Regions from separate parts of the Homo sapiens genome. Here region 1 is linked to region 2. Evidence: read pairs that join two places in POLR2A ChIA-PET (ENCODE). Cell type or tissue: CD4-positive, alpha-beta T cell. All regions are shown on one strand.

Evidence for each region. Peaks named below come from ENCODE experiments on the same cell type or tissue, not always from the same donor. Only the 100,000 strongest peaks of a DNase experiment are listed, where the experiment ranks them.
Region 1: POLR2A ChIA-PET joins it to region 2 with 8 read pairs; 7 of 35 experiments call an interaction of 5 or more read pairs at or near these places.

The regions. Positions count from the first base shown.
Region 1 is chr7:2,965,646-2,968,145 of GRCh38, forward strand. The region is part of intron 1 of CARD11 (caspase recruitment domain family member 11); the gene reads right to left. Among named protein-coding and RNA genes, the nearest start is that of CARD11-AS1, 23 kb to the left of the region's middle. RefSeq lists a silencer at 1,976-2,158. In CD4-positive, alpha-beta T cell, no CTCF peak of the experiment used is centred here; no DNase peak of the experiment used is centred here.
Region 2 is chr7:3,091,411-3,093,910 of GRCh38, forward strand. No RefSeq gene overlaps it. Among named protein-coding and RNA genes, the nearest start is that of CARD11, 49 kb to the left of the region's middle. In CD4-positive, alpha-beta T cell, no CTCF peak of the experiment used is centred here; a DNase peak (open chromatin) is centred at 1,201; H3K4me3 peaks cover 496 bases; H3K27ac peaks cover 2,303 bases.

The sequences.
Region 1 (2,500 bases), 130 kb before region 2:
AACTTTTTAACCTCTGTCTATCTCAGCTCATTCAACCAAAATCCTGAGATGATAATATTTCCCATCAATTAACATGCGTTGAGCAATCAGCAGAGCTTCACTGATACATATTTTGAAAGTAGCAATTATCATTTTAAATTTGCAGTGGTGTGGCAGACATTGCCAGCTGCTGGCCCAATAGCCATTCTCTCTTACTTATTAAGAGATCACCAGTTTTGTTTGGGAACATTACTGTGCCCAACCAAAAACCTGTTATTTCCAGCATCCCTTGCAGCTAGGTGGCTATTTGACACGACTCTGGCCAGTGAGATGTAGGTGGAAGTTTCTGGATGAGTCATATGGGAAGGCTCTTTAAAAGGAGGCAGATTTCAGATGAGAAGAGCCCTTTACTTGTCCTTCTCTTCCTACCTGGAATGTGGGTGTGATGCCTGGAGGCATAGCAGCTATTTTGTGACAGTGAAGACTAGGCCAGGCTCTAAGGATGTCTGACTAGGATGCTATAAGAACCTCAGGTCATTGATGACAACCCTGGACAGCTAACCTTTGAATTCTTGGTCCATGAGAAGAGTAAAACCCCTAGTAGGCAGAAAATCTGATTCTGTTTCTATTATTTGCAGCTGCAAACAGTCCTAACAGATACAAGTGCCACATACAACGCACACTTTCTAAGTTATATTGGTCCTGGCCACAGACCCCTGATCCCTGAAATCAGAGCAACCCGCTTATCGATCTATTCCTTCCCATTCTTTTTTCCTAGAGACAAAACCAAAGTTGGCAAGTGGTCAATAAGAACTAAGTATTTAATACTATCCGTGTCTAAAGTGCTGCGGCGGACAGAAACAAATGGTGCAGCTCTGAGGGGTGAGCAGTACCATGAGGAGATAAGGATCGCCCAGGAAATTGTAACTCACGGACGACACCCTCAGCCATTGGTTTAACCACTCCCAGCTTTCAGTGTGTAGGCAGGATGATTTATCTCACCCGCCTTCTGTGGCCCTGCTTTGTATCCCCAGCATGCCCCTCACTGTGCAGTCAATGCTGTCACTTCTCCAGCCTCTGCCTTATCCCCTGGGCTGCATCTCCCCTTGCATCAGCTCTCACTCTTCCATAGGCACCCTACCTCCTCCCCATGTCACATTACAGCCGAGCTTCCCGGCCACCATCCCCGGCAAGGCCTAGTCCCTTGGTCCAGAGCACTGCCCGCCACCCCAAGCATCCCCTCAGGCACCAGACTGCCTCTAATATTCATACCTGAAGCTCCCCAAGAGGCCACATCATTTTTAGCTGACTCAGGCAAAGGGCCAATGGCTCCTGAAGATAAAAATGTCTCATCTTGATTCCTTTTTAGGGAAGGCGAGAGCATCAGTAGGAAGTTAGGAGGGGCTGGTGTGCCCTGAACCCAGAGACCAAGGGCACCACCACATATCATCCCCCAGCCCCCCGGAATATATCCACACTTATTCTGCAGTGGCTTCAGATTTGTACCAAGACGATGAAGTGTGGAAGGGCACGCACCCCTAGTATTCCCAAAGGACCCTGCTTCCTGGGTCTCCTTTTTTCTAACGCCACCGCAGAAAAGCTTTTGATAGAAGCCCAATTAGGAGTGACAGATTTAAATTGTTCTGAAATGCACATCAATTCATCACGTCCACTTTTTATGAGCATTGGCCCCACCTGGATTTCAGGTCCGTGCACAGGGCTGATTGACAGCTCTGATGGCGACCAGGAGCCATGATGGGACCACTCAGCCAGACCCAAATCCCAGAGTGAGGTCACCCTCTCGGACTCCTGTCAAGTCAGACTTGCTACAGGACTGGCTAGGGGGAAACCCTGGCCTTGATAACGAAATACTCTTCTCTCCTGCTGTTGCCTCTGAAGCCTGGTCAGCAAATCCGCCTTCCCCACAGGAGACTGATAAGCAGTTGCGACCACCAGCTGATTCCAATTCAAGACCTCTCTGTGCTTTCAAAGATGGGCTCTTGGCTTCACCTGTGCACTGGATGGAATTTGTTTCATTGCTGTGTTCTTCAGTGTCCTGGCTGGCATTTTATTGCCTGGGTTGGAAGCAACTTGGGGAGCCCATTGTCCCTCTTTGAGTTCTCTATGTCAGTGTCGTGATTTGCTTGGGCCACGCTATCCGGTATGGAGTGGGTTTTTAATAAATATTTGCCGAATTGAGTGCTCTGATGTTTTATGATAAAAACATTCTGTTGTCACAGAATTACATTCAGTGTCAGTCCACCAAGGAGAATGCAGTGAGCTTAAGTGCTGTGACGGGCCCGGGACGGCTACTCTGCAGTTTTGTCTGACTGCTCCAGTGGAGTGAGGACCCTTCCTTCATGCCACCTGTGCACTGGGCACAGAACAAATTTTTGTACCACTTCTTTTTTAAATTAAAAATTTTATTTTTACAGATGGGGTCTTGCTCTGTCATCCAGGCTGGAGTGCAGTGGCATGATCATAGCTCACTGCAGCCTCCAACTCCTGGGCTCAAGTGATC
Region 2 (2,500 bases):
GCTGGACTGCCCCCACCACATGGCCCTGCAGAAATGAAGGCCTAGTCCCTGGGTGGTGGGAGGGCTGCTGGCAGAAAGTCCCGGCTCCCCATCCTTCAGGGATAGTGGCTGTGGGGAACGTGCTGGCTCTGAGGCATACTCCATTCCAGGACAGCCAGCAGCTGATGCATGATCAACGAGGGGTAAAAAGGCCCAGACTCAGCTCTGAGGGTCTCCCCACCCCATTTCCAGATTCCCTTCAGGGTTGTCTGAAGCCTTCACGGAGGCTGCCTCAAAGCTCAATATCCTTCCTGCCTAATTCTGTACTTTTCCCTTCCCCGGATGCCAGTCCTAAGAGAACCCCTTGACAGATCTCCTGCACAGTCTCCTCCCTCTCTGAGTCTGCTTCCTGGGGCACCCACCCCTCCACCCTCCGGCAGGAGAAGGGATCAGAGACAGTACAGAGTGGAGGAGGGGATGGGCTCTCTAAGTCAGATGGAGCGAGCTCACGGCCTGCACTGGGTGGTGACGGAAGAGACCCAGGCAAGGAGGGCGCCTGTCAGGGCTAAATCATGTCCCCACAAACGATGTTAAACCTCCAAAAGATCATGTCCTAACCCCCAATGCCTGCAAATGCCATCTTATTTGGAAACAGGGTCTTTGCAGATAATCAAGTCAAGATGAGGTTCTTAGGGTGGGCCCTAAACCAAGATGACTAGTGTCTTCATGAAAAGGGAAATTTGGACACAGACACACAGGAGAGCACACGTGAGGATGAAGGTGGAGATCAGAGGGATGCGTCTACAAGTCGAGGATCACTGCAGATTGTGGAGAACCACCGGGAGCTGGGGAGAGGCCTGGGGCAGGTTCTCTGCCCCCAGAAGGAACCAACCCTACCAACACCTTGATCTTGGACCTCTGGCCTCCAGCCCCATGAGGCCATACATTTCTGTTGTTTAAGTTGCCCTGTTTGTGGTACTTTGTCGTGGCAGGCCCAGCATACTAATATAGGACCCAAGAGGTAGCTGGGGAAAGATTGGGCAAACTGTGTGCATGGCATCATTACTCAGGTCAAAAATTTGAAATGAAGCTCAAACTTAAAAATATTGGTAAGTATGAAAAAAAAAGCATGATAAAAAAAAAAAAAAGAAAAGCTATTGCTGCTAAAGGAAGAAGGGTAGGGTTTCCCCACCTCCATCAGCTTGCAAAAATGAGGCTGGTGACGTGGCTGTGGGTCTCATTTCCTGCACGGCCTGTTGGGGTTTGTGTAGTTTCTGGGCACTCAGCTTGAGAGGCTGACCTCCCAAAGGCATTGGGAGCCTGCGGGAGCCAGCCAGGGGGAGCACAGCTGTGCAGCCATGCCTGTTTGTCCTGACCCTACAGCAGGACGCAGGCGCCCCACCACCCAGAACCCCAGAACCGGATGTAGGAGGTGGTGAGAGCTGCATTGGTTGATTTCCTATTTTCTTCCTTCCTATTTTTTTTTTTTTAATTTTTTAGAGCAAGGTCTTGCTCTGTTGCCCACGCTGGAGTGCAGTGGTTCAATCATAGCTCACTGCAGCCTCTACCTCCCGGGCTCAAGCAATCCTCCTGCCTTAGCCTCCTGAGTAGCTGAGACCACAGATGCATGCCACCATGCTCGGCTAATTTTTAATTTTTTTTTTTTTTTTTGTAGAAAAGGGGGGTCTTGCTATGTGGCTCAGGCTGGTCTCAAACTCTGAAGCTCAAGTGATCCTCCCACGTTGGCTGCCCAAAGTGTGGGGATTATAGGCGTGAGGCACCGCACCTGGCCTGATCTCCTATTTCAGTAATGTATCACCTCCTGTGCAAAGAAGGAAGATTGTTGCAAATTAAACATAAAAACATGAAAGCTTTTCAAGCTGGGTATCTAAGTAGCCTTTTCATTCCCACCAACTCCATGACAGATTCCTATATGTGTTGTGCATAACCATTATTAAAATAACAATATCGCCCTGTTGGAAGAATTCAGAATGTCACTAGAACATTCTAAAGATAAAGGCCAAAAAAAACCCAAACCCCCCCCCCACACACACAAAAAACACAACCAAGCTTTATCTTTGGAACAGAATAAGGTTAAAAAAAATTAAAATAATCACAAAGGTATGATTTAATCTTTACAATGTTATAAATATTAATATGAAAAAGACTTTATATTGGGAAACATTATTATACAGTATAACGCTAATTTTATGAAAATCAATTCATTTAGTGCTCATACATTTTTTACCTCTCTCTTTGGCTTTTGCTGACGATTTACGTCTTATCATTTTCTACTTCAACACCTACCACCTTGCACTGGGGTACAGTGCAGGATTTGGACATCACAATTTTTTCTTCAGTAATGCCCCAAGGTTTCCCACAGATAAGAGGAGAAGGTTGGCCAGGTGTGGTGGCTCATACCTGTAATGGCAGCACTTTGGAAGGCTGAGGTGGGAGGATCACTTGAGCCTGGGTGTTTGAAATCAGTCTGGGTAACATAATGAGACCTCATCTCTATTAA